Linked DNA regions of Mus musculus: all the other regions are linked to region 3. The links are chromatin loops, found by intact Hi-C in ENCODE. Cell type or tissue: heart. All regions are shown on one strand. Each heading gives the region's core, and the rest is flanking DNA. Links, peaks and the distances in the headings are about the cores only.

Evidence for each region. Peaks named below come from ENCODE experiments on the same cell type or tissue, not always from the same donor. Only the 100,000 strongest peaks of a DNase experiment are listed, where the experiment ranks them.
Region 1: it touches region 3 in a loop (5-fold over the local background); 2 of 42 quality-filtered maps call a loop at or near these places.
Region 2: it touches region 3 in a loop (4-fold over the local background); 11 of 42 quality-filtered maps call a loop at or near these places.

The regions. Positions count from the first base shown.
Region 1 is chr3:108,766,524-108,776,674 of GRCm38, forward strand. It overlaps Aknad1 (AKNA domain containing 1), which reads left to right. Exons shown (of 12, transcript NM_177859.3): 7 at 5,387-5,484; 8 at 8,454-8,576; 9 at 8,663-8,770. Among named protein-coding and RNA genes, the nearest start is that of Aknad1, 32 kb to the left of the region's middle. In heart, for the core only: CTCF peaks have their summits at 4,766 (motif pointing left) and 6,493; DNase peaks (open chromatin) are centred at 4,578 and 5,858.
Region 2 is chr3:109,057,421-109,067,571 of GRCm38, forward strand. Gm36778 (a long non-coding RNA gene) reads left to right here. Exons shown (of 4, transcript XR_375965.2): 2 at 1,306-1,376; 3 at 6,618-6,767; 4 at 7,465-7,933. Among named protein-coding and RNA genes, the nearest start is that of Gm36778, 6.8 kb to the left of the region's middle. In heart, for the core only: a CTCF peak has its summit at 5,794 (motif pointing left); no DNase peak of the experiment used is centred there; H3K27me3 peaks cover 362 bases.
Region 3 is chr3:108,835,825-108,845,603 of GRCm38, forward strand. It overlaps Stxbp3 (syntaxin binding protein 3), which reads right to left and starts at 4,678. Exons shown (of 19, transcript NM_011504.1): 1 at 4,596-4,678. The coding sequence starts at 4,644. In heart, for the core only: a CTCF peak has its summit at 4,873 (motif pointing left); a DNase peak (open chromatin) is centred at 4,757; H3K4me3 peaks cover 1,722 bases; H3K27ac peaks cover 968 bases.

The DNA of each region.
Region 1 (10,151 bases), core at 705-8,704, 69 kb before region 3:
AGAAGCAACGGGAGAAGGAGAGGGTTTGTTTCACTTCACAGGCTGCAGTCCATCATTGAGGGAAGTCAGGGCAGGAACAAACGCAGAGACAAGGGAGGAATGCTGCTTACTGGCTTGCTCTTCATGGGCTACCCAGCTTTATAATATATATATATATATATATATATATATATATATATATATATCTTAGAATCACATCTTAGTGTTGTAGGGAGGGTGCACACAGAACCTTCTCATGAAGTAAGTAGCTCCAGTGTGCAGGACTCACCCCTACACAGGAATGCCCGCTTTCCTACCTCAGTCCATCCAATTGTCTTTTCCTCCCAACCTTTGCCAAGCTGGGACATAAAACCTGGCATCTCCCTGTTCATTTTTTGACTGTTTGTGAAGTTCACCAGTGTCCATTTGTTTATTGGCTATTCACACTTTCTCTTGGACACCAACCCTGTACCTACATTCGTAACACCGAAACCTCAGCTACTGATAGTGTTTTAAAAGGCAGATAGTTAAGAAAATAGGAACCGTGTGTAATGCTGGTGTGGAAATCTTTATTCTGTTCAGCGCTCTGACAAAGAAAGCACAACTGGGGTCAAGAGCACGTGCTCATGAGTCACGCACTATAGGGTCAGCAGCTTTGCCCTCTGTGACTGACTTTGTGACAGTCTCTGTGTTAGTTGTATTTACCATTAGAGCTGGAGTCCAGAGTCACAGAGAGTCACAGAGAAGGCTGTATGAGAAGCATCGGGAACACAGTGGGAAATCAAACACTGTAGCTGTCTCCACCAAAGAAAAAATGACAACACTGAAGCCCTTCAAAAAAAAAAAAAAATTGAATGAGCAAATAGGATGTGAACTAAAAAGTTGTAAGTAGGAAAGAAAACCAAAATATGACCATAAGCGAAGTATTCACCTCCTTTGGTTCTAGAAAAGATGCTAAGCAACATGACTCCCCCGCCCACACACACGTTAGGTGAGCGAAAACATTTTTGAGTGATAATTCTTGGTGCGAGAACCGTGTGGTCTAGTTGAGTCACCCACATCGTTGGCAGCTGTGTAAGCCAATCGAGAAACGTGCAGAAAGCTGTCTGGCAAAATGTGTCATCACACAAACACACTCAAAACCTTTGGCCCAGATGTTTCCTCAGGAAGTAATTCAGAATGTGGAAAAACCTACATGGCCAGTAAGGCTTGGGCCAGCATTGTTTATAGTGGTGGAAAAGGGACATTGATGTTCTGTTTACATGAAAGGATAAGGCCACGGTCAAACTACATGGCAGTCAAACTGCTGTGCCGTTGTATGTGTTAACAGTGTTTCCGTGCGTTTCCAGCATTTATGATACAAGTAGCCCCCAGATCTTGTATTAATTCATGATGGATAAATTTCTTTGGAAAACAAACAAACAAACAAACAAACAAACAAAAATCAGCTCTTGATCACTGGAGTAGCCAGTGGTCAGATTGGTTTAAAACTTAATCTTCTAGAGGCTGGAAGATAGCTCAGTAGGTAAACATGCTAATTATGTAAACCTGGCCACTCAAATTTGACCCCTGGAGCCCATGTGAAACCTCAGATGTCATGGCTTTCCTTCAGAGAGATGGGAGGTAGGGACAGGAGAGTGGCCTGGGTAGGGTGGCTAGCCTGGACTACACAGGGCATCCACAGAAACAAGAGAGACCTGTCTCTGCAAGGTGGAAAGTGGGTGGGTTGGGACACTTGCACCTTGTCTTCAGACCTCGACACATGCACTGTGGCATGTGACACACACACACACACACACACACACACACACACGCCTGTAAATGCTAGGGATACAGACCTCTGCAGCCATGCCGTGCATTTGGTAGGAGTTTGTTTGGGGACTCGAACTCAGACCCTCATGCTTGTACAAGAAGTATTCTTACCATCCGAGCCATCTCCCCAGCCCGGGAAAGACTGTTGCTCACCATGGATAGCAGTGCAAGTGAGATCAAGTCTTCAGTGTGAGCAGAAATACCCACGATGGGCAATGTTCAACTGAAGAGCATGTTGCAGGTGCTGAGGGGTACGCCTCCTTAGGGCAATGCTCATCAGAATCACCTGGGACACTTTAAAGCATGGCTCCTACCGAACTAGCCCCTCCTAGCAACTCTGGCATGGTAGGCGGGGTGAGTCGTGTTCGTTATTTTCAAAACTGCAAGGATGTTGATGCTCTCTGCAGTAAAGAACCAGCAATGGCAGATTTTCATGGTGAGGGAGCCCAGTCCCTTGATGCAGGCCTCAGTAGCTAACCAATGGCTTGGCATAGCTAGCATCCACTCTCACTGGAATTATGAACCCACCACGGCCTCCTACCCATCCTCAAGAAGCCCCACCCACCAAGGAGTGGGCATCAGGAAGCACAGTGGGGATGGTATGCCACCATCTTTGTAAAGGCCTGCTTTCCTCCGGCACTGTTAAGATTCTCCTGGGCCACAAAGCACACACAGCTCAGGATGAGGTCAGACCTGGATGACCTGGCCACATCAGGACCAGAGACAACTGCCAGGCAGCTCTTCCAGACAGGAAGCAGAGCCCACACTGAGCTCACTTTCCAAGTCCTCCACCCTTCACCCCAGGATGAACAGATTTGGGGTGTTGTAGGGATTTTCTTTTGTTGCAAGGATCAAACAAATCCATGCTATGCAAGGGTTCTGCCACAGAGCTATAGCCCTACCCCAGAAGGAGGCCGGTCAGCCTTCCAGTTCATCAGGGAACCCTGTCTCAAGGCAATAAGGTAAACAGCAGTCGCCTCTGTCGGTCAGTGTGTGCATTGACATACTCCTTCATCACACACACACACACACACACACACACACACACACACACACACACACACACAGAGTCTTTCCTACTGGGTCTCATCGAAAGCAAGCTCCATTCCTCTTCTCTAGACAGATCTTTGAATTCATAAGGAAAAAATCAAAAATCCTCTGGCATTAACAAGCTGTAAGCTATAAAACCCTAAAGAGAAGTCAGTACCGCTTTGAAACACCCCTTGAAACAACAGCTGGCTTCCGAGGTGGTTGCGGGACATTTGTTTGTAGCTCCTATCAGTTAGGAGAGGCACCACTTCCTAGTGCTTTACCTCAGCTGCTTTACCTGGAAAGGTCAAGAGTCAGGGAGGGAGGAACTGTTTGCAACCACTGTTTAAGTACATCCTCTGATAGGAGTAGATGGTGAGGTCTGGAGGACTGTAGCTTCCTGTTAAGAGAGCCAGCCTCCGTGGGAGTGACCTGTCCCATGGGAGTGACCTGTCATGAGTGCTTTATTAAGTTTCTGTCCCTAGAGAAAGAGAGAGCGTGGGGTTGGGCTCCAAAGCCCTATGAATTGCCTGGCATGGACTAGCGAGAGCTTCCAGCCTTTGGTCCCACTGCAGCTCTGATCGATCCCTTAAACACAGGGTACCACTGAGTTTACTCACCTGGGCAGCCCAGGCTTGGGATTGTTTTTTTTTTTTTTTTTTTTTTTTTTTTTTTTTTTTAGTGGATTGAATTAACTAGCAATCCAGATTTGAGAATCTTTAAAAAAAGATTTTTATTAGGCCTAATGAAATATTTTGACATTTATAAAAGACTTTGATTGCTGGGCGTGGTGACACACCTTTAATCCTAGGAGAGGCAGGGAGATCTCTATGAGTTAGAGGCCAGCTTGGTCTACATAGTTCCAGGATGAGACTCTGACTCAAAAATTAAAAAAAAAAATTGATTAAGTGTAAAATATCAATTGTTTCTTTTCCAAATTCCTAGTTTAAGTCCAAAAACAAAAATATATCAGCCTCTGCTGGGGCTAGTGTTCCAGAGTGAGTGTTTAAAAGGGGGGCAGGGGAGGGGGGAGGGAGGAAAGTAAAATCACACCCGAGACTTCGTGACTTCGCTGTGGGAAGTTACTGGGTACAATATGACTTGGGAACTGGAATCATAACCTCCGTAATAGTCCCGAGGCATTATTCGCTGTGCAGTCTTCATCTAAGTCCCCATTTACTGTCGTCAGCAGGTTGTAGTCTTTATGATGTGCCTTGCCTAAATGCAAACACTCTGATGGGATATATCAATGCACATCCCGAGCTCTGTCTCTGATGCAGGCCTTGGGATTGGAGAGTAAACGTTACCGGTTTTGTCTCCCTGGAAAATGGCCGCCTCCTGTAGAATTGCTCTTGGCTCTTCTGTTTGGCCAGATCTGAGTGAGGAGAGAAGTCTAAGAGTGGCAGAGAAATGTAATCGATGCGTTGGCCTGAACTCACTTGAACCATATCCAAGCTTTCCACTCAGAGAGCAGATGTTCACAGGCCTCGGAGGCAGAGGGTGGAGACAGAATGAGGTGTGAGGAAATATATGACTCAGGAGGAGGACATGTTTTTCCAAGAGTAGGGAAGGGCTGGAAAGGGCTGGAAAGAGCCTGGCTTCCAACCCCAAATGGGGTCCTCTCTCCATGACCATCAGTCTCAGGCACAGCTGGAGGGAGGGAAATATGTTTGCTCAGCAATGCTGCCAAGTTCTTCAACCAGCCATGGGCAAACCTGTCCCATCTGTCTCAGGATGTCCTAGACTCCATGCCTTTCACACAAGAACATGCACTCTCCTCCAGGGACTGTTAGTGTATCCCGGGGCTGAGCAAGAGAGTTGTTAAGAGCTGTAATTAATTAAAATTCTTTTGGAGGAGTTAGAATCTGTGCGGAGGCTGAAACTACACAGGCCAGAGAAGTCTCCTGATAGTAGTTGTGTCTTTCTGATGCCCCCTGGTGGCTATATGCTATTAAGTGAACTCCAGGCTCCCAGCCACAAAATCCACTTTGCTGGACTCTGTTTAGCATGTACTTAGAGCGATGTGTACCAGTGCTAATGTATAGTGTGCCTTCTTCCCTAAACAAGAATTGTTCTGAGATGGCTTGACCTGAAGTCCCAGTACCGAAGGTTGGAGGCAGGAGAATTGCTGTTACAGACCAGCTTGGATTAGTGTGAGATCTTGCCTGAAAATAATAAAAGCAACCAACCAACCAAAAATCCACAACACACACACACACACACACACACACACACACACACACAAAATTGTGATATGGTATTATGAAGAAAAAAAGAATTTGTAGTACAGAATTATAACAATTATAATTATAATTCTTGTTATTTTTGTGTGTGTGTGCATGTACCAAGCCCTATATGTGGAGGGTAGAGGTCAACTTGTAGATGTCAGTTGTCTACCTACATGATGTAGGCTCTGAGGATCAAACCTAAGCCATCAGGCTTGGTGGCAAGCAACCTTATCCACTGAACTACCTCACCAGCCTGGAGAATACCAGGGAAATTTAAGTCTTCATTTTTCCCACACTAGTGCTAAATTTTTGAGACATTATTTTTTTTCTTTTTTAAGGAAACAGAAAATGGAGAAAAGGGGCCACAGAAGAACTAACTGTGGGAAGTTTTCCAGTAGCATCCATGAAAAAACACTGCCCCAAGACTCGGCTCTCGGTAAGTTGGAGGGGTTGGGTGTACATAGTTGTTAGTGATCCCTCACTGTGAGTCCCGGCTTGCCATCTGCCATTGCGATAGCATGACATTTGACTAGGATGATGTTTGTTTCCCTTTCTCAAAACATGAAGAACTAGTAATGGGTTGTTTAAGGAGTGGTTAAGCAGAGTAAAGTACCAGTACATGCTTCTAGTTATGCCCGGCAACTTGCGCTCTGAGCCGGACTCATAACTGCACCGGGTAAGTTACCAGGCTTGTGGAAGGCGCAGCTGACTCATCCCCATGCATCGCACAGAGGCAGAGGGAGCTGTGGGTGGGAGCAGGCAAAGAGGGCGTGAGTACGTGAGACTCATGAGAACCTCTCTCTGTAGACAGTTTAAAGCTGAGGAGCGTACCCTGGCCAAACCGCTGCGGGTGATAGAGAGGTGACCCAGAGGCCTGCCTGCTTAGGCAGCTCCTGCACTTGCCAGCATCGGTTCCTCATAGCTGAGCTGGAGGTGCAAGCCAGAGATGACACAGCATGCTTATGCGCATGCTCCCTGTGTCCAGAGCCTTGCGGGCACTCAGCATCTTGTTAGATCCCACTTGGTTCTGAATTGACCTCTCTGGGGATGGTATACTTTCAAATAAGAGCTTTGGAGGACTGGAAAGATGTCTCAGCAGTGAGGAATGCTTATTGGCCTTGCAGAGGACCAGGGTTCAGTTCCCAGAACTCAAGTTTGGGAGGCTCAACCGAAATCGAAAGCCCTGTTCTGGCCCTCCATGAACACCTGAGTGTATACTTGTGTGTGTGTGTGTGTGTGTATGTGTGTGTGTGTGTGATAGTTACCAAAGCATAAAATAACGACACTTCTCATTAGCTTTGGGTTTCATTTTTGGAACTTTTTTTTCTGAAAATATAAGACTGTGTTAAGATGAACTCATTACTTATATTTCTTTTTCAAAGGGGATGTCTTGCCATGTTACCTATGCTGTAGGCAGTTAGGATGACAGGCAGGTGGCACTGTCCACTTCTTGCTGCTGTCACTGATGGTGCAGAGGTTTGACTTCGGGGCTTCACACATGCTAAGTGGGTGCTCCGCTACTGACCCACATCCCCAGCCCTTGTTATTTTTAAATGAAACAATAAAGTATTTGTAATGTCTCAATTTAAACTTTAAAAATCCTCAGAACTGATCATTTAGCCTGAGGAAGATCTGGATCCTGATCTGTTTTACACGTTACATACTAAGATACCTTTCCGAGTCTGTCTATCTGTAGCTGGGACTAAATATTCTATGGTGATTTCATACTGGGGAAGGCTTCTTTTTTTTTTTTTTTTTTTTTTTTTTTTTAATTTTGAGACAAGGCCTCATGTGGCCCAGGCTGGCCTCAAACTTTCTGTGCAGATGAGGTCAGCCTTGGACTCCTGAGCCTCCTGCCTTTGCCTCCCAAGTGGTATTATTATGGGCTTTAGCAGCCATGTGTGCCTCTGGGAGAATTTTTTTTATGGTACATAAAATGACTTATGTTCTTATATATAGTAGATAAAAACCATATAAAAAGATAAAAAACACATTTTTTAAAAAGATGTATTTATTTGAGCTGGTCTACATAGCTCTGACTATCCTGGAATTCACTATGTAGACCAGGTTGGCCTCTAACTCACAGAGATCTGTCTACCTCTGCCTCCCAAGTGCTGAGAATAAAAGCATGCACCAGCATGCCTGACTTACTAGTTTTTAAGTGTATGTTTGACTGTGTGTATATGCACAGCACATGCATATCTCACAGTAGTGGAAGCCAGGAGAGGGCATCGGATCCCCTGGAACTGGAGTAACAGACTGTGTTGAGCGCCCATTTGGATCTGGGAACCAACGCCCTTCCGTGAGAACAACGAATGCTCTTAACTTCTGAATTAGCTCTCCATCCCCTAGAGCCCTCAATGTTAAGGCAAGGAGCATCGACATAGTATCTTTTCATTATTACAATACCTTTGTAAGATGGGAATTATATTTATTTTACGGGTAAGGAAATACAACTCAGAGAAATTAACTGGTTCAAAGACCTGGTGTCCCCTCCCACTTGATAACAATGTACCCCAGAACCTAATGACTCAAAATAGTAACCAGCATTACCTGGCAATTTCTGTGGCTCTGGTATTTGGGAACAAGTGAAGGGTTCAGGTGCAGAGTTCCCTAGAAGGATATCTGTCAGGGCTGAGATTGCCTGAAGGTTTCACTAGAGACCAGAGGATCTGGCTCACATGGTCTTTGATAGGGAGACTCAATGGAGCCTCTAACAGGCCATTCTGCTTGTCACTGATATCTGACAGACAGCTTCCTCACAAGCAAGGATGAGGGAGGGGGAAGGGTATTAGACTATCATTGTGGCTTCATTTTGTTAGACACAAACCCATACTCGAGGGTTCAGACCAACACCTTCCTTTCCCCTGTAGTGGTGAGATGGAACCCAGGGCATTATGTATGCCAGGCAAATGTTCTACTGTCAAACCCTAGCCTAGGTGCCATCTTTCAAAGAGAGTACTGGCTGGGTGTGGTGGTGCACACGTTTAATCCCAGCACTCAGAAGACAAAGGGATCTATGTGAGTTTGAGGCTAGCCTGGTCTACAGAGTGAGTTTTGGGGCATCCAGAGCTATGTAGGGAGAGCCTGCTTCGATAAATAAATAGAAGATAGGTAGATAGGTAGGTAGGTAGATAGATAGATAGATAGGTAGATAAGATAGTTAAAAGATATGAAAGAATCAACACAGCTAATAAGTGGCAGAGGCAGGTTTCAACCCCAGGTCTTACACTCACCCCATCTGTGACTCATGCTTACACGCTCCCCTGCCTGGGCCTGCCCTTCTGAATACCCTGGTCTTCCTTGGCGTGGTCAAAGCCACAGTATGCCCAGCACATCGGCGCTCTGCTCTCCATACTTTGCATGACTGTGCTTAACAAACCTACACTCTGGGCACCTTTTTAGGTACTGATCCAGGACCCGACTTTTGTCCTGATCCTGGTACTGGGCTCCAGAGTAACAAATGTGAAGCCTACGGAAGCAAGACTCAGAACTCCCAGAGAGTCTGTGAGGAAGACCCACCAAAAGGTGAGATGGCTTGACTCCAGGAGGGGTCGGTAGAGAGAGTCATCTTTCCCAGGGAAGAGACTGTATCTTCAATCTTTTCCTTTTAGAATTTTATTATAGATATAACACTCCAGGACAAGATGACTTAAATCATGGTGGAGGATATATCTTTGTCCAGCCTCACTTCTTATATGAAAATAAAATCTCTGCATCTTGTAAGTACATCTCCTGTATAACCCTGTCTGTGTCAGTAACCGCATTTGTCGGCCCTCTCTAGAAGGCTGCCTGGGTCTCCTGCACTTATGAGACACTTCCAAATTCAGGTCTGCATGGGGGTGGCAAAGAGGCTGAGCAGGGGCTGGGGACTGGTGACTGCTATCGGTGCCATGGAGGCTCTGAAGTTAGAGCTGCTGTACCTGTCAAGTCTGCGGCAAGCACACACTCCGAACCAACGAATGGCTGACTCTATCACTCTCCCCACTCATTGTCCAGAGTACATTCCTCAGGCATGCTGTTGTTAATTTCTAATGCAAACATTTGCAATCGTTGGGAAAAAATGGAAACTCCACATTTGTTTATAAAGATGACCGAGACACAGCACCTCCCTCCCAAGACGTCCCTAATTGAAAAGGACTTGGACCCAAGAGACGAAAGCTCAAAGCAAATGTGATAAGTACTAAAAGCCAGGCCTGAGGATGCTGGGAGGAGGAGAGCCAGGGAGGAGCTACATCCCGGTTCATTCAGCAGCCAGCTACGCCCACTCCTCTGACAGAGAGGTCCTTTCCTCCATCCCTCTAGAATTCTTCCTCTCTGAGGTGAGCATCAGGCAGAATGTTTCTCACTTTTCACAACTACCAATGCCAGAGACCAAAGGATGCCACTTATGTGACTTAGTCAGGCTCCTCTGCCACCTCCCCAGGTGACAAGTCAAGTGAGCCACTATGATCCTGCAGAAGGCCCACAGTGGGCTTCTTTACTATCTTCTTGGTCTTTCGGCCTCTCTTCCTCCTCTACGTCCCCTTTCTCCTATCCCCCTGATACCCTCCTCCTTTCTTCTCTTCCTTCTACGGTACTAGGAATGGAGCCTGGAGCCTCACACAGGTAAGGCAAATGACCTATTACTGAACCATATTCCAGACCTGGACTTCTAATCCACATATGAGAACTGCCACAGAATCACTGGCGTGTGATCCTGAACTCCCTTAGGAGATCTGGAGTGTCTTACGGGTGTAGATACCATGAGAGAGCAACTTTCCTTCAGTCTTGAAAAAGACCCTTCAGGAAAGGGAGCTGATGGACCCGCCTCTCGGGGCTCCTCATCTGAGAGACAGTGTAGTCGTCTGATGGTGATCTGCAGTCTGGTCTAGAACTGAATCCATTTTAGATGTGTGTTTCTGTTTCCAGTAATCTCCAAGCCACATTTACAGACAACTGCCCCTTGAGATCGACGTCATTAGCACCTGTGTTCATGACCAACATTGAGGAACAGTCTCTGCTGATTGCCGTTGTCTGGTGGAAAGGAGCAGAGCCTCTCTCTGAGATACCAGAGACTGAGACCAGAGTGGGAAGGGAGGAGGGAGGAGGGAGGAGGGAGGA
Region 2 (10,151 bases), core at 1,369-9,368, 220 kb after region 3:
TACCTCAGCTATAGGCTGTCAGCTCGTTATTAAGCCAACCAGAATGTGACAGAGAAGAATGTTCACAACATACCCAGGCAGGCGATGAAAAATAACAATACCAAAGTCCGGCCTGTACTCAACTCTCTGCTGGTACAAAAATCAACATTAGAATAAAACAAAGACAACCTTTACACAGTGCACAAAAAGATTATCCCAACAGTCTGTGAGTTTTATAAGCTCTGTCATGGGCTGGTGACACAGCAAAGACACATGTCACCAAACCTGATGACCTGAGTTCATCCCCCGGGACCCACATGGTAAAAGAGAGCACCAATTCCAGCAAGTTGTCCCCTGATCTTCCTAAGGCCACTGTGACACCCAGTCCTCCTATAAATAAATAGAAAATTTAAAAATTCTTAAAAGACCCATCCCCAAAGCTATTTCATCCTGAATTTTTCTTTTCTATTCTACTTACTAAATATTCTGTGTTTTTAAAAACTCTTCTCTGATGTTTCATGGCTGTATTTTTTGCTTTATATTCTGGGGGAGGGGCACAGACTAGACTAGTTTTATGTCTTCCTTAGGCTTTAAAATTTCTAGCAACTACATGCTTAATTTCCAAAAATTAAATTAAAGTTCTAAAATTCCTTAAAGTTTCTAAACCTTTTCTCTTTCTGATATGGGTGGATGTTTGCCTGCATGCATGTCAGTGCACTGGGTAAATGCAGAACCTGGAGAGGACAGAAGAGGGCGTTGCACCCCCTGGGACTGGAGTTCCAGGCAGTTGTGAGCTGACATGTGGGTGCTGGGAGTCAAATCCTCGATCCTCTGGAAGAGAGGTGGAGCCATCTCTCCAGCCTCTCCACGGATTCTTTCTCTGGATTTTTGTTCTAATGTATGTGGAAGGTCAGGGCGAGGCCCAGGGTTACTTCAGTCTAGTTTTGTGGACAGAAATACCTTCATAACTTTCTCTATATGCATCTGTTGAATATTTTTAATGCTTATTTTTATATTTATTTACTTAAGGTTGACCTTAACCCAAGATATCCATCCACCTGCCCCTGCCTCCTGAGTGCTGAGATTAAAGCTGTCTGCTCCACTTATTTATTTATTTATTTATTTATTTATCTATTTATTTATTTATTTATTTCTGATTCTATGGAAGACCTCGTTTGTCTCTGGATTGGACTGTTTATCTTGGATTCTCTCCTTTGCTTGCTTTCTTTTCTGAGATCTCATTGTGATCATATGTAAGAGCAGAACTGATCCTGACAGCTTTTAGGAGTTTCTGACTATTGTATTTACAGGTTTGTTTACTCGCAGGCAGTGGGAGAACTATCCATAGGAACTGCCTACACACAGGAAGCGTCATCATGATCATGCCAATGACCCAGGTAAACCTCCAAGTTTCAGTGGCTTTTAAAATACACGTGCTTTTCTCTCTTCCACATCAGAGTCTAATGTAAGTGTTCCCACTCGGCAGGTGCTTTCTGACATTCAGAGACCCAGGCTTCTCCCACTGGCACCACTAGCATCTCCGTGGGCCTTGGTGCCTTCTACTTCTGGCTTGTCAAAAAGTAAACTGAGTGTTAAAAGAATCCTTGCTTCCTTCTTTGCTCCCTCCTTCCCTCTCTCCCTCCTCCTCCTCCCCTCCCTCCCCTCCCTTTCTACCTCCCCTCCCCTCCCATCCTCCCTCCCTCCCTCCCTCCCTCCCTCCCTCCCTCCCTCCCTCCCTCCCTCCCTCCCTCCCTTCCTCCCTCCCTCCCTCCTTCTCTCCCTCCCTCCCTTCCTTTTCTTATATCGGGGACTGAACATAGTACTGTACAGGCTATGGGTTCTAGCCCAGAATTACTTCACTGGCTCCACCCTTGCTTTCTCAATAAATGTCACACATCACACATCACGTCTACTAGCATTCCATGTAGTAAGATGTTACCCGTGTCTGTGACCAAGGCCACGGAATGAAGGTCCTCTCCTGGTCTGTCTCAGGGCTAAAGAATGAGGAATACAGGCCCTCGGGGGAGCGCTAGGCTCTGCATTCACAGAGTCTCACTCATTGGTTGTCTGTGCTGTGGAATCCCGGAGCAGTTAGCTTAGTGGTGGTGGTGGCAGGGATATCAGTGCAGGGATAGCGTTAGGAGTCCGGAATGCAAGGACAGGGAGAGATTTACCTGAGACACCTGCTCTCGGTACTTCTAAGTTTTCATTGAGGATAGTCAGTTTCTCTTCACCTCTCCATCCTTTACCCCCCTTTCCTCTTTCCGTTTTCTTCTCGCCTCAGCCTTTCCAGGAGCTGGGATGATGGGAGGACACTGGCCAGAGCCGGCTCAGCTACTTAAAAAGTTACTGTTGTGAATGCGTTGGCTAGTCCTTGGCTTAGCTCTCCCTGTTCCTGAAAACGCCTCAGCTAAGTTGGGCTTTGCCACTCTGGTCCTCATTTGAACAAAACAGTTGGCAAACAGCTCCCTGTTGTTGCAATTATTTTAGGAATCTAGAGAAGATGTGGCGTGATCTTTGTCACTCGGTGATATGTTGAAAAACAATTCATTGCTTATAAAAACCTCGGCTGTGTCCAGGAGGTGGTGCATTGCTTTCTTTTATGAAAACGAGATTTAGAAAACTGACTTTAGAATCGTGTGGCAGAACAGTGTTTTGCTTAACAGCAGACAGACCTCACACACTAAATACGGCTAAATGCAGCAGCCTGGACCTGTTGCCGACTATAGTGTAGGTTTTTGTGAGAACACTTTGATGTTTTATGGAAACTTTCCATTTCATTAAGTGACTCATGACTGCATTTTCCCTCTCTTCTGTATTCTCATGTCCTGGCTCTACTCAAACTAAAAATTGTGAAAATGTTTCTAGGGTAATATGAATAAGAATTAGATTAGAACTTCGCTCCCAAACTCCATTTCTATAAAATTCTTAAGTGAGGACGGGCTAGTGGAGTTTTCTACAGGTGAAGGGTCAAGGAATGTATGTTGTGGTTACTTGGGGTTCTTTTCTTTTCTTTTTTTTTCATTCATTAATTAGTTAATTCAGTTTACACCCTGATTGCAACCCCTTCCTCCTCCCCTCCCAGTCCCCCCACCCAACACCAACCCAACCTGGCACATCAAGTGGCATCAGGAGTAAGCACACCCCCCCTCCCCCTCGAGGCCTGACAAAGCAGCCTAGCTAGGGAAAAGGGATCCAAAGGCAGGCAAAACAGCCTAAGTCCGAGACAGTGTCCTTTCTGGTTGTTAGGGACCCACACAAAGATTAAGCCACACATCTGCTCCATATATGTAGGGAACCTAGGTCAATCCCGTGCATGGTTTTTGGCTGGTGGTTCAGTCTCTGTGAATCCCAGGGGGCTCAGGTTATTTGACTCTTCTTATGGTGTCCTTGACCTTTCTGGCTCCCTTAGTCCTTCCACAAGACTCCCGAGCGAGCTCCGCCTAATGTATGGCTGTGGGTCTCTGCATCTGTTTCCATCAACTGCTGAATGAAGCTGTTAGATGACTGTTATGCTGGGCTCCTGTCTGCAAGCACAGCAGAGTATCACTAATAGTGTCAGGGGTTGGTTGGCTCTCTCCCATGGGTTGGATCTCAAGTCGGGCCAGTCATTGGTTGGACATTCCCTAAATCTCTGCTCCATCTTTATCCCTGGGTATCTTGTAGGCAGGGCAGATTTTGGGTTGAAGGTTTTGTGGGTGGTTTGATGGCCCCCTCCCTCCACTGGAAGTTTTGCTTGGCTTTAGGAGGTGACCACTTCAGGCTCCATATCTCTTGCTGCTAGGAGTCTTACTTAGGGCCACCAGTTGGGGTTATTCTCAACTCAGTGTGCGTTATAAATTGTAACTATTGGTCTATTTATTCATAGCTTATAAAACAGAGTAAAACACACAATCACTGGAAGACTTCTTGAGGCACTCCCTGCCAGCCTTTTAATAAGGTGAAGGTGAATTTTTATGGAACTCTGCATATTGTAAGGATTTTGTTGTATCTTCCTTTCTAGCTGAATCATCATTGATCCTCCAGAGCTAATAAAAAGTACACACTAATTGTAGACAATGAATAGCATTCATTTTATATTGTATACAGTTATATATTAGTTATTTTATAAGATACTTGAAAACCTCTGCAGAACAGGCAATAAATAATATAAACATAAGAATTTAAAATAAAATTGAGTCTGATTGAGTGTGGTGGCAAATGGCTTTTATTCCATCACTTGGGGCAGACACAGGAAGAACTCTATGAATTTAGGGCCAGCCTGGTCTAAACAGTGAGTTTCACATTAGCTAGAGCTGCACAGTGAAGACCTTGTCTCAATAAATAAATAAGTAAATAAAAATTAAAAATCCATTTATTTGAGTATATGTTGCATCTATTCTGAAAATAAAACACTCGGCTGTCCACACTACTTCCATCGAGGCCAGCATTAGTTTTCTCTTTCATTATTTCTTCAGAGGGATAAAAAGAGTCTTACTTCTTGTGCTGGACTAAATAATGAGTTTCCTCAATATTCATGTCTACCTGAAACCCTAGGATTTAATCTTATCTGAAAATAGGGCTTCGAAGGAGTAATTAGGATGAGGTGGCAGTGTATTTGTATGAGCGCTAAATCCAGCGATGAAAGTATTCAGAGGTCTTCAGAGGAGAGCGACACACAGGGCACCGGAGGCAAAGCTCAGAGTAAGGCAGCTATAACCCAAGGGCAGCCAGAATTTACCTCAACTGTGGGAAACCAGAAAGTCTGGGGTGACATTCTCCCTCAGAGATTCTGATTGCCTTGATTTTTTTTTCAATGACATTTAAAAAAATTCTCTTTATATCCCAATCACAGCTCCGCCCCAAGTCCCACCCTTACAAGTCCCTCTCCCCCACACCCCCACTGCTTAGATTTTGATCTTCTGGCCTCCCGAACTCAGAGTACATTTCTGTTGTCTTAAATCACCTGTTTCTGGTAATTTACTGTAGCAGCCTGAGAAAACTGCCTTAGCTCAAACTTAAACAACCCCCCACCCCCAAACCAAACCAAAAAACCCCAAAAACCCAAACCCAAACCAAAAAACCAAACAATAACAAAAAAACAAAACAAAACAAAAAACCCCAACTCTTTCTCTGAATATCCATAAACTCAGGGTCAACTGGGTACACCACAAATGACCGCAGTAGACACACTTCCCAAGTGACGGTGAACGAGAGCGGGGCTTGCACAACAAGTTTAAACGACAGAAGGAAAGCTTCTTTTTTCTCCCTCAGTACAATCGGTTAACACACAGCACTTTGCTACAGATGAAACCTTAAGACCATGTGGGTATTCTCTGTATGAAAGACAGCCAAAGGAACCTATACAAGTAAGGCTTATCACTTTCCACGTTGTGGAGATCCACTGCTCACAGAGAAAAAACCTGGGGATTTTAGTCTTTCAGCCACTGTAGTTGGCTTGATGTTCCTAACTCTGGCTTTAACTTGATCATTAACTTGGAAAGATGGCAGTAAAACGAATAAACTATCACATTTGTGAGAAAACTGATCAATGCATTTTCTTGGTTGGATCAATTTTCATGATATTACAACATAGAGAGAAAATATTAAAAAATTAATAAAACAATAATAAAAATTACTTTAAAATTTACGTTGGCAAATCGTGGGTGCATCTTAATCAGAACAGCTTTACATACTTTCTATAGTTATAGCTAAGCTATGCCATTGATTCTGAGGGGAAAGTCATTGAATGAATTATAGTTATAGAAAAACGTCTGTGGTGGCCCACAGAGGAATCCTTAAGTTGTCGTTCTGTTGCTTTGGTGCCCTCTGGTGTCCAAGATACAAAATTACACCTAGTCTACTCGGCCCTAAATTGTTTCCACAGTGCAATAAAATTAAAAAACAAGATTGTTCATTTGCTAAATCTATAGAATCTGTTCACAAACAAAATAAATAATACTTCAACGAAGCATACACAAAATAGCATCTCTGTTGTCTCCATAATGTTAGGGGCCCTTGTTTATTCTTCTTATACCTATCAACAGCATTCTGCTTATATAGTGCTTTTTTTTAAAAGCCAGATTAATTAAATTCTGAGGCAATTTCTCAACTTATTGTTCTCATTTTCCATCAAAAGCTGTTTATGCATTCATAAAAGTCAATGAAACATATTTATGACATACTAATTCCATTAAAAACACTATAGTTATTTGAGCAATTTCACATTTGTAATTAACAGTCACATTGACTGTAATCTAACTTTTGTGCTTTTCTGTCATTCTGGAGGGGTGTGTATTAATAATGGAGATTTTTCTTGGTTATATTTGGGTTCATCCATGGGAGACAGAAAATACCAGGGGTTTAAAGTCTGAGCCTATCTGTCACACGGCCATTTGTTCAGGTCTAGGGCTGAAGTGACCCTTCCGTTGTCACCATGGTCCTGTGTCCTCCTGATGTACTGTCCCTTTTGTTTCTATTTGTCCATATTATTTTAATACTTCTCCACTTTTAAGTACTGGTTTTAATTTTGTGATTGTAACACAGAAGATCCATCTTTTATATTTTAAAAAAAAGCATCATCAGGATCATAAAGCTATGATAGTTACACTCTACACACTCCCAAGGTGCTTTAAAATGATTATGTTTTGAGTCTGTAGGCGAATGACGACGACAATCCAAATACATCACCTGTACAGGCTGGACTACATACTGGTCACGTGGCTGATCGGACAAACAACTGATGTACGGTTCCATCACGTGATCCAAGTAGAACAAGTAGGCGCAGAACCTCCATGGAGTAGACTAGGGTGAGTGCATCTCACAGCAACGTGGAGCCGGCACTCGCATTTCTGACAGAAGCTCCTGGTATAGTGGTCCATGACCTCTATATACTGATGGGCACATGCTCAAATCTGAGCTACTTAGTGTTCTGAAAACCGATGACCTATCAGTCCACTACCACAAATTAGTGCTCCCAGTGGCTGGAATTTTACCTGGTTTCTTTTGTACCATAGCCTTCTCACTCTGCATAATAACTGCCTCTGGATTCTTCTGTCTTCAAACTTCTGGTCCTTGATTTCCATCCTTCTGATGTTCTTTTCTGTACTTTATTCTTCTCTGAAAGAATAGAAGCCACTGGAATCATTTCTATCTTCTACCATATTCACAAGCTCTTACTGGGCCTTGCACCTGCTCTTTGGTTATACTGGAAGAGTGTCTATAGACAATGACAATGAATTCTCAATAAATATGGAGAACCAAGGGTATGGTTTTGTCAAATGGGTAAAGAAATGGGAGCAGGGTCATGGAGTGAAGGGGTGGGTGAGGCACTGATTAAGATGAGGAAGGGCAATACTGTGTGGAAGGGAGGGAGGAGGGATAAACAACACTAGGGAGGTTTGAACATAATGTAGGGCAACATATTTATGCTTATCCCAAAACTGTATACGTTTAAATGTATGTGTAGCTCATCTGCTGTAAAGCTGTGTCTTCCATGTGTAACAGGGAAGCTGTGCCCACAAACTCTCAACAACACCGCAGTTTAACTGAGACTTGAGCGATGGCATGGTCAGCTGACATGCAACGATGGCTGATGGAGATCGCACAAGACTCAACTCCTAGAGGAAGATCTGGAGGCAATTAATGACTGCCGACAGGAAAGAACCAGCCTTCCCCAAGGATGCGCCCCCGATTGGTTATCCAATACTAAGTGCTTAGCTCTAAAAATTGTGTCCATATAAGCAGCACTAAATGGACTCATCTGGTGGTGTTTATACATAACTCATTCTATATGCGTAATAATAATAATAATGAAAGAAAGAGAGGGAATTGATCTGGAAAGAAGTCAAGGGGATTAGGAGGAAATGTGAACATTGTGTACGTATATGAAATCTAAGTCAGATGTTAGGATATTTGTCATGTTTCTCTACTTCTCTGTTAAATTGTGAGACTTATAATTATATCCAGGTAGTTGGTAGGCACAATTATATAAAAGTAACATTCATTAAATACTAATATATAGAAAAAGATGGCTCTTAGTTTCTTAGTGTTTCATTGCTATGAAGAGAAATCATGACCAAGGCAACTCTTATAAAGGCAAACATTTAATTGGGGGCTGGCTTACAGGTTCAGAGATTTAGTCCATTATCATCACGGCAGGAAGCATGGTACTGTGCAGGCAGACATGGTGTTGGAGGAGCAAGAGTTCTACATTTTTTTTAAAAATTCACTTTATATCTCTATCACTGCTCTCCTTCTACTCACTCTCTCCCACAATTCCTCTCCCTTCTCCTCCCCTTCTTCTCTGAGAGGGTAGAAACCCCCACTGGATTCCTGCACCCCAACCCCTGCCCCAACATCAGGTTTCTGCTGGGCTAGGCACATCCTCTCCCTCTGAGGCCAGATAGGGGAGCCCAGATAGAAGAACATACCCCATAGACAGGCAACAGCTTTTGGGATAGGCCTCACTCTAGTTTGGGATCCACATGAAGACTGAGCTGCACATCTGCTACATATATGCTGGGGTGGGGGGAGGACCCTAGGTTGAGCTGTGTATGCTCTTTGGTTGCTGGCTCAGTCTCTGAGAGCCCCAAAAGGGTCCAGGTTAGTTGACTCTGTTGGTCTTCCTATGGAGTTCCAATCCCCTTCGGGGCCCCTAGTCCTTTCCCCAGCTCTTCCATAAGAGTCTACAAGCTGCATCCACTCTTTGTCTGTGGGTCTCTGCATCCTTCTGAGTCAGCTACTGGGTGGAGCCTCTTAGCAGATGGCCACGCTAGGCTTCTGTCTGCAAACATAACAGAGTATCATTAATAGTGCCAGGGATTGGTTTTTGCCCATGGGCTGGGTCTCTAGTTGGGCCAGATACTTGGACATTCCCTCAGTCTCTGCTCCAACCCTAATCTCTGTATTTCTTGTAAACAGGATAAATTTTGGGTTGAAAGTTTTGTGCGTGGGTTGGTGTCCTTATCGCTCCATTGGGGTTCCTTCCTGGCTACAAGAGGTGGCCTCTTCAGGTTCTATATCCCCAATGCTGTGAGTCACAGCTTAGGTCACCCCCATTGATTCTTGGGCACTTCCCCTATCCCCAGATCTCTGGCATGTCCTTGATATGAACCCCACCTCCCCACCCCCAGTTGCAGATTTCTATCTCTCATGGCTATCTCTCCTGTCCTTTCCCATACCCAATCCTGAATGCCCCCATTCCCTTCCCCAAACTCCCTCTCCCACCCAGAACCCTCCCTCCCTCTGCATCTTATGACTATTTTATTCCCCCTTCTATGTGAGATCCAAGCATCCTTGCTTGGGCCTTCCTTCTTGTTTAGCTTCTTTGGGTCTGTGGAGTATAGCATGGGCATCCTGTATTTTATGGCTAATACCCAGTTATAAGTCAGTCCATGCATGTTCTTTTGGGTCTGGGTTTATTATAAAGTTCCATCCATTTATCTACAAAATTAATGTCTTTGTTTTTAATAGCTGAATAGTATCCCATTGTGTAGATGTACCACAATTTTTTTTTTATCCATTCTTCAGTTGAGGGACATCTGGTTTGTTTCAAGTTTCTGGTGATTACAATAAAGCTTCTATGAACATAGTTGTACAAGTGTCCCTGTGATATGGTAGGGCATCTTTTGGGTGTATGGCCAGGAGTGGTATGGCTGGGTCTTGTGGTAGAACTATCCCCAGTTTTCTGAGAAATTTCCAAATTGATTTCCAAAGTGGTTGTACAAGTTTGCATTCCCACCAGTAATGGAGGAGTGTTCCCTTTAATCTATATCCTTGCCAGCATTTGCTGTCACTTGAGTATTTGTTCTTAGCTATTCTGATGGGTGTGAGATGGAACCTCAGAGTTGTTTGGATTTGCATTCCCTGGTAACTAAGGATTTTGAACATTTCTTTAAGTGCTTCTCAGCTATTCGAGAGTCCTGTGTTGAGAATTCTCTGTCTTTGCACCCCATTTTTTAAAACAATTTTTATTAGATATTTTCTTCATTTACATTTCAAATGCTATCCCTAAAGTCCCCTATACCCTCTCCCTGCCCTGCTCTCCAATCCACCCACTCCCGCTTCCTGACCCTGGCATCCCCTGTACTGGGGCATATAATATTTGCAAGAGCAAGGGCTTCTCCTTCCAGTGATGGCTGACTAGGCCATGTTCTGCTACATATGCAGCTAGAGACACGAGCTCTGGGGGG
Region 3 (9,779 bases), core at 1-8,000:
GCCCACAACACACACACACATACACACACACAAAACACACACAACACACACAGCACCCACCCACACCCACACACCAACAGCAAATACAAATACCAAAGCAAAAACAGTCCATGTCCACATATGAAAATCTATTGAACAGTTTCAAGGATGCTCTCTGAAACATGAGTGTACAGGTAAAAACACAAATCACTGGATGATAATGTAAGTCAGAAGTGTTCATTTGTGGGGGAAGAGTGGGTCTGTGCTGGGAAACCAAAGAGTGCTTAGAAACATTTTATAGATTGATTGGGTGGTAGTTATGTGAACAAAATTACTATCTAAGTGTACACTAAACATTAGTATAACTTACCATTACACCTAACTAAATTTCTCCTAAAAATAGGACCAAGAAATGTTTTCCTTTTAGCATTAAGAGACTGCAAACATGCCTGTGTTGCTATTTGAGAAGAAGGGGGAAAGTCATCTTGAATGATTCTCTATTGCACAGGGAATATCTAAACCATTTAACAACTGGCTCCAACCTACCTTTTGGTCCAGTACCCTGTATCCTTTGTAACAAATGCCTTGCATTACATGTGGTGTATGTAAGAATTCCTGTGGGTGTGTGCACATGTGCAAGGAGGTTAGAAGTCAACCTGAGTGTCTTCCTCCATCATTCTCAGCCTTAGTTTCCAACACAGGACTGAACAAACTGATCTCACTGAACAAGATCATCTACTTGACTAGACCACACTGCCATGCCTGACTTTTACGTGAGTATTGGAGATTCAAACTTAGGTCCTCACGCTTGAGACAGGCCCCTTATCTACTGAACTTCATCCTCTCAGTTTTTTGTTTAGAGGGGTTAAGGTAGTTCCTAATAGTGGATTCCCTCTTGTGTTTTAGGTCTGAGATGTGTCACCTAATCAGATAAACGTTTCCTGATCCACCTGTTTAGGGTGGCCTCTCTTCCTGTGTATCACAAGCTGGGATGGCGGTGCTTACTCTTTGTTTTCTTCTTGTTCTATTAGATCCCACTTGAATGCTTGCAGGGCACTGGGAACTCTCCTATAGGAATTCAGTGCTGCACAAATGGGGTCTTTTATGGAATGGAGAAAATTTATGAAACGAATTGTAAAATAATTTAAAATTAAAAAAAAAATCACTACCTATCACTGGGGCCTGTAAGAACTTACAGTCCTAGGAGGTGAATGAGAGGCTCAGCTAACATTGCCTACCAAGAGCGTGAGGACCCGGGTTTGGATCCAAGCACACATACAAGACAGGTCTGGTGGCGCACAGCTGAAGACTCAGAGCTCACCAGCCAGCCTAGCCACGGGGACTCCAGGTTCAGTGAGAGACTTCATCTCCGACACCAACCTCTGGCCTTTGCAAGCATGCATCTGGGTATGCACACATACATTTAAAAGCTTGTAAGACAAAACAGTGGACCTACCATCTCAAAGCTTCTCAAGAAACTCCTGACTGTAAATGGAGGCTCATGCCTATAACCTCACCATCCAGAGGGCAGGAGGGCTACTACAAATTCTAGGCCAGCCTGGGCTTAAAAAGGAAGACTTGTCTGAAAACAGAACAAAAGGAAACAAACAAAAAAGCAAAGCAAAAGGGACCGCTCTTAGGCAGTAAGAAAGGCAAATTAAACACTAAAACAGAGGAGGGTGCGTGAAAGAAAGCCAGCCTGTCTAAACTAAAATTTGAGTAGGGAAAAAGTCAGGGAAAAGGGATCAAAAGACAGAGGAATGGGCCATCAAGATAAGATGGGAAGATAAGACACTGCAGAGGGAATAGTCAGTTGAGGCTCGGGGGGAAATCAATATTATACAATGGAAACTAGAGCTAGGTAATAGTCAATAGTGCACTGGGTGCCTCTGCAGGTCTTCAAGGCAGTTATTAGAAGAGATTATCCTGGCAGCTATCTGCTGGATGGACTGGAAGGAAAGAGAAGGAGAGAGCTCTGAGGTTCATTTCGAGGCTGATGCAATATGATGTGTATAAAATAAGATCCTAAACGAAGGTTTAAAATTTAAGCCACAGACAGGTCAAACATTAACTCTTTCTATGCTAGGTGTACATCTTCGGTATAGATTTTATTTATTTGAGACAAGGCCTCCAAGTTCAGACTGGCTTTAAACTCACTATGAAGCTGAACTGATAGTTGTACCTCTACCTCCAAGTGCTGGGATTATGGGCACAAGCCACCAGGCTTGACCCTTAGGTCTAGATTTAATAGCTCTTGTCAGGTTTCATTTTAATAGCATTATCAAAATAAAAATGTCAAACTACAGAACTCTCTCACTCAAAAGTATATACTCTAAAGGTTTCCAGTATGTATGTTCTGTCACGCATCCATTACTACATCACCACAACTGTTTTGAGAACATTAACACTACTTTAAAAAGAAGCCTCATTCCCTGGGGCTGGGGGTGTTCACAGCTCAGCTGGCAGACTGTTCACCTAGCATGCAAAAGGCTCTGAGTACAACTGTATAAAACCAGATATGGTGGGATTTACCCAGGATTGTATCACTCAGGAGGTGAAGACAGAGAAATCGGAAGTTTAAGGTCATCCTTGGCTACAAAGTTGAGTGTGAGGCCACCTAAGGTACACAAGACCCTGTTTCAAACACGTAACAAAGCTCTGTGTGGTGGCACATTCCAGGACTCAGGAGGCAGAGGCAGGTGCTCTATGAGTTCAAGGCCAGCCCAGACTACATAGCTTAAAGACAACCCAGGATACACAGCAAGAAGGTGTCTCAAAAAACCCAAAAACCAAAGCAAAACAACAGTAACAAAAACCAAAAGAGAAACCCCATCCCTTTAATCCCATCTCTCCAGGCTGGGACACAGGAAGGAGTTCCTGTTTCTCTAGATTTGCTTGTCCTGGATGTTTTTCTCATGAATGGTGTCATACTATGCCCTTTGTGACTGGCTTTTTCTTTAGCGTGTTTCCAAGATGCAGTAGCATAAAATATATCAGCATTGTACTTACGTTTACTGAAAAAAAAAAAAAAGACATGTATTCCTTTGTATGTGCACTGTTACGCCATGCGTCAGTCTGTGGAAAGGTGACCTATTCTTATTTTTTCAGCTAAGCCATTTCTTCAGCCCCTTAATGTGTATATGTTTTGGGCTATTCTTGTCTTTTGGTTGTGTGTTTCGAGTTACAGGCGGTCCTAAGACTATTTTACAGCCTTACATCTTTTTCCTTTCATCCAGCCTGCCTATCTATATTCTACTCTCCATGTGGTGAGCCTGGTGTTACCCTAAGTTAACAAGAACAGGGAAAGCCTGTTATCTTCATGCTATTGATACTGGCGTTACTAGCATAACGGTATCTTTTTCTCATAAGCCCTGATATAAGGTGCCATTATAACTCAGAAGTAATTTCTTCAGCACAATTTGTCACCCACTTTCGTATGAGAGTCAATATAGACAATCTGCCTAAGTCAGTGCTTTCCTTACATCACGTGGGTCCCTGGGGATGCAATTCGTGTCCTTGGGCTTGACAGCAAGCACCTTTACCCACTCAGCCACCTTGCAGGCCCCCAGAAAGGATAAATTTGAAAATAATAAATATGAAAGGATAATTTTGTATTTCACAAAGTCTACTTATCTATTTAGTACCTTCTATATGGTAAACACCATGCCTGTACTGTTTTGGATTTTAATTTTATACAAGGAATTCTTGAAGGCAGAATTCTGTTGGCTAATTCCTATTCTGTTCCTTGTTCCCCAAGTCGGAGTAAGAAACACTAATAAGACGTTATTCCTTTTCTACTACTAGACTATAATTACTTAGAACCCAGAGATGCCAAACAAGGAAGGTCCTTCCGGTTTGCTGCTTTCATTGCTCTTCTAACCTGGCAGACCTAGGTTTGGTGTCATTTTAATAAAAGTCATTAAAGTTGGTCGAACCAACAAGAAGACCAATTGTAACACAAGGAGCAGACTATGCAGGGACCGGATACTAGATAAAACTTTAACAGTCCGCTGTTGCTTTCTCAAGAACTCTTTTTTTTTTTTTTTAAAGCAAGTCATATTCTCTTGGAACAGTGGCAGAAGGCGCTCTTGAAAAGCTACGCCTGCACTTTTTAAAGGACAAGACACTGAAAAGGATGGTAGTAAAAACCCTCGGTGCTAACATGAATATGGGACACCAAGCGGCTTCTGAAAACACGGGGACGAGGGCGGGACAGAGTAGTAACACAGAGCTCAGACTGTGTCGGATGGAGAGACGTCCGTGCCTGGTGTGGCGAGGGGGGTGCAATGGGAAGAGCTGTCCCGGGACAGCACAGGGACTTGGGAGGGAAAGTCGGCCCGAGTCAGGTCGCCCAAGGGTGGGGCTTTGCGGAAGAACCTCACCGGGGTGAGAGTTGGCCAAAGCCGCGGAGAAGGCCGCGTCTGGCCACCCCGCCCATCCCTGGTGCTGGCACGAAACCCGACTCTGGGCAAGCCGGAAGGAGTCAAGCCAGGGACTTGGTCCCAAAGCAACAAGTGCCCATGCAGCTCCCAGAGAGGCTGCAGAGCTGCAGCGGGAAAGAAGACCCCCGTACAGCCGACCCTTCCCGGCCTCATCCCTGACCCCTCCGCACTCACTCCGCCACACGACGCTCTTCAGTCCCCGCTCCGATACCGGCGGCGCCATCTTCCCCCAGCCGTGGAGCTACAGCCACCGCCTCCCACTCGCAACCTACTTTGGCCCTGAAAGCTGCGCTCGGGGGCGGGCCCTTCCCCTCGCGGTGGGGAGGCTCCGCCCCCTCCGCGGGCCGCGCCCTCAGGTGACGTCACGCGCATCAACTAGGGCGTGTCCCGCCTGTGCCTGGACTGCGGCTGCGTAGTGTGGTCAGACTTCTGTGCACTGTCTGGCGCCCCCTAGCGGAAGCCTACTATAACCCATATCTCAGTGTCCAATTTGGCATCAGAAAGCAAATATGTGAACTAACACAATTTATACAATTATGAATTTATACATACCGGGTCTTTTTTATTTTACATTTATCTGTGTGTATGTATGCATGTGTGCATACCAAGGCTCGCAGGTGAAGGTCAGAAGACCTCATCTTCCACAGTGTGGGTCTTGGGATGGAACCTAAGTTGTCAAGACACATCCTGCCATCCCCAATACGGAGACTTTATGCTTTACAAAATAATGTTTCATTCAGCAAAGCAATTCAAACTATACTGTTCAGAAGCCTGTTCAACCGCCATATGGGAAGTCTATCCCTCTCAACTTCATTTTAATAATTTTTGAAGATCATTGATTATTTAAGCTGTAAGGTAACCACCAGTGTTCCCAGAACTGTGATAGAGTTTCAGAAAAGTCTAAGAAATGAGAGACCCTCTTATTCCTATGAAGAATTTTACATTTTAAGTTATAGAGCACGATTCCTAGAATTGTTAATTCCACAAGGCAGGAGTAAGACCACTACCATAATTTTAGAGCTAAAATTGAAGCAAGCTTTATTATATCCAGGAGCACCAGAGACCTGGCCAATTAGGGGTTAGAGAGAGAAGTGCTGAGAGTCCCTTTTAAGGAGCAAAATAACAAGTAGTTGCAAAACAGTGTTACAGAAGCAAGACAACAGGGCAGTTGGGAAGTATAGGAAAATTTCAAAAGGACAAAAACCAAGTACTTAGTGATAAGGGAGGGTCAAAGTGTTCTCAAAAACAAGTCATGGTCACAGGGTGGTGCAGGGCAGGTTCCAAGAAACAGAAACTTAAAAACAGAAACTCAACTCTTACAATAAACGAAACTTTGTGTTTAACAATACAACAAAATGTCTCCTACCTTAAAAATGGAGTCAGGCAGGTTTCTCATTCTCCCCTTGACCTTTGTGTCCTTCTCAAATCCTTGATAGGGGACTGTCTTTAATAATGTTGTCAAGTGGCAATGATTCTAGCCTTGTTTGGTGGATGCAGGGCCCAATTATGGTAGCCAGTAGAAACATTAGCAGGCCAAAGAAGGGGAGAGCCATCTTAGCCATGTTGTCGGTCAACATTTGTTTGAAAGATTTTGTTTATTTATTTCTCCATCAATACTTGTCAATAGTATGAGAAGAATCAGAGATACTAAAACAGCACATTTCGGTAAATTGCTGACAACCAAGATTACATTTAAGTAACAGGTAAGAGGGATCTTTTCTGACACAGAGTTTCCTTGTTGACTATCTATCTGGTGGTAGATGGAGCCAGAGGTTATACCCCAAACTATTAGTTACACACAGGGTTCCTTTGGGTATGCTAAGTTCAATCGAGGTGATTGATGAGTCTTCCTTTCTGCTTCTTATTTTAGCACACCTGTGATTTCCACTATTAGACCCCTTTAGAGAATATTTGATTATGCTAAAGTCTGTATTATTACTTTGGGATTGGTCAGTTAGAATAGGTCATCTCTAGAATCCTCCATCCATGGTGGATAAAAGCAATCGTTTTCATAACAAGACAGTATCAGGGTGTTCCCTATAATAGGATTGCCTTTATTTCCCCCTTCAAGATGCGTTTAGATTCTGTTTGCAAAGCTTGAAAATAAGACGGCAAAACCGTTAGCCATAGGACAATCATGGTATAGATTCCAACAGCAAGATCACAACATTTAAAGTTATGTTAGATGGTCAAACCTTAGAAAGTTTGATTTCTTTTTAAAGATTTACTTATTTCATTTATATGAGTACTCTATAGCTGTCTTCAGACACACTAGAAGAGGACATCAAATCCCATTACAGATGGTTGTGAGCCACCATGTGGTTGCTGGGAATTGAACTCAGGACCTTTGGAAGAGCAGTCAGTGCTCTTAACCACTGAACCATCTCTCCAGTCCAAATGTTTGATTTTTTTTTTTGTTTTGTTTTTCGAGACAGGGTTTCTCTGTATAGCCCTGGCTGTCCTGGAACTCACTTTGTAGACCAGGCTGACCTCGAACTCAGAAATCCGCCTGCCTCTGCCTCCCGAGTGCTGGGATTAAAGGCGTGCGCCACCACGCTCGGCGTTTGATTTTTTTAATAGTCCCTTTTCAGTCACATTTTACCTCTAGGGGTCTGTCCTCCTCCACAGGTCCCTCAGGTGCCTTCTTGAGGTGTGAGGGACGAATCAGAGAGGAACCCAGCAATAGGCGCCTGGAGAATTACAAGGTAAGGGCCTTTCCATCTATGTTCAAGTTGTCGATTTTGAAATAGTGGACCAATATAGCATCTCTGGGCTGGAATGGGTTGTCAGGTGTGTGGTACCCACCAGGTTGAACAGCCTGAACCTGAAGGAAAATCTTATTTAAGATTAGCTGCAATCCTTTTGAGGACTCAGAGATTGAAGAGGGACAATTTGATAACAGAGGCATGTACCCAAGGGATCACAAGAGGTAGTTGTCCATAGACTAAATTATATGGGATGAACGTTTCTTGGTATAGGATACATCAGACTCTGAGATAGGAATATGACAAAGTCAACTCAGTTACCACCAATCTTGAATGTATATTTAGTTAAAATTTTCTTTAAAGTTCTATTCACCATCTCTACCTTTCCTGATCTCCAAAGATGATACATACAGTGAAGTTTCTAATTAATGTTATGATTCTTACAGAGCAATTAAGTAAATAGCTTGGCTGTGAAGGCTGGCCATTGTCAGACCCCAGAAATATAGGGAGGCCAAATCTGGGAATAATTTCCATTTTTAATTTCTTAGCCAGTTGGTGGTGGTACATACTTTTAATCTCAGCACTCTAGAAGCAGAGGCAGATAGATTTCTGTGAGCTTGAGGCCAGCCTGGTCTACAGAGGAAGTTCCAGGACATCAAGTGCTACACAGAGAAACCCTGTCTCAAAAACAAAACACAAAACAAAACAAAAACAGAAAAGGGGGATGGGGAGGAAGGGAAGAAAGAAAAGAGAGGAAAAAACAAAGAAAAAGAAAAAATATTCTGAGCTACCATCTGGGTTCTTTGTATTAGCGATGGAAAGGTCTCTACTCAGCCTATGAAGATGTTGACAAAGACCAGCAGATATTTGTAGACATAGAGTCCTGGCTTGACTTCAGTCAAGTCCAATTCCCAAAATTCACCTGGTACATTTTCTTGACTCCATTGTTCTGGGAGAAGCATGTCCTTCTTTGCATTTGCCTGGACGCAGGTCAGGCATTGATCTGGAATGCTCTGAAGTTTTTCTCAGTGTCCAAGAATCCAGACAGGAGGGGAGACGAGCTCTGAAATCTTCTTAGGAGACAAGCGCATGGAGTGAGGCAAAGCTTTAGCTAGTTTTGACCCAGCACCTTCGGCATGCAGAATCTTTCATCTGTCAAGGTCACCATCTTTTGTGGCTCCCCTGAGCCCCCAAGTTAGGATATGGCTTGATCTCTTCTGGATTGTACTCAAGAACATCTTCCTGGAGGCAGAGGCGGGGTCCCGTGACGGCAGATAGTTCCAGGATGGTCTGGAGTTTGGTCTTTGATCTGCATAGCTGTTACCTTGAGTTTGGGAGCATTTGTCTTTTTGGTGTCCTGGCCCGTGTATTACAGCAAGCTCAGCTGGCAGCCAGATAGCCTCCAGCAACTGGACAATTTCATGTTTATTTTTAGTAGTCTTTTTCTCTGAGGTGAGTAAACTCCTCTGTTTGTATATCTGTTCATGAACATGAGCCATGACAAAAGCATGTTGGCTGTCTGTGTAGATATTCACCGTTTTTTTTTCCTTCTGCCCATCTTAAAGCCTAGTTTAGAGTGATTATATCTGCTTTCTGCATGGATGTGACCCTGGGCAAGGCTTGTGCCCAATGACTTACCTCCTTCCAGCCCGTGACCACCACTGTCCCCAGATACCTTCTTGAATGAAGCTGTGTAGAGATCCAAATCTCTGGTGGTGAGTAGGATGTCTGCCAGGTCGGGTCCGGTATCTTGGATGACATCCAGCATCTCCAGGTAGTCATGGATGGACTCCCCAGGGTCATCTGTCTTCTGGCAGCGGAATGCTGGAATTGATGGCCACAGATGTATCAAAGGTCAGTCTTTCCTTGTGTAAAAGAAGGGCCTGGTGCTGAGTCAAGCCAGCACTTGACATCCACCGGTTGATGGCATCTGTTTTAGGCAGGGTTTCTATTCCTACACAAATATCATGACCAAGAAGCAAGTTGGGAAGGAGAGGATTTATTCAGCTTATACTTCCACACTGCTGTTCATCATCAAAAGAAGTCAGGACAGGAACTCACACAGGGGAGGAACTTGGAGGCAGAAGTGGAATCAGAAGCTTGCTTCCCCTGGCTTGCTCAGCTTGCTTTCTTATAGAATCCAGGACTATTAGCCCAGAGATGGCACCACCCACCATGTGCCCTCCACCCTTGATAACTAATCGGGAAAATGCCTTACAGCTGGATCTCATGGAGGCATTTCCTCAAGGAAGTCTCCTTTCTCTGTGATAACTTCAGCTTGTGTCAAGTTGACACACAAAACCAGCCAGTACAGTATCCCTCCACAAGGTTTCCACAATGTGCAAAGCTGTTACAGCTAGAGTCTGTCCCACTGTGAATTGGTCAGCTTCTTTTGCAAGAATTTCAGTAACTGTGATGGCTCTTAAACATCCCAAGGCTACAGGATCCAGTCTCTTTGAGACATAAGCCATTGGCCTTTCCCAGAGACCCAGGGTCTAGTCCCTTGGCAGTGCCTTTTCTTTCATGGATGTAAAGATGAAAGAGCTTAGAGACATCAGGGAGAGTTATAGTAGTAGTCTGTACAAGAGTCTCTTTTAAGTTCTTAAAGGCCTGTTCATGTTCCTCAGTCCATTCCAAAGGGGTGTTGCCCCAG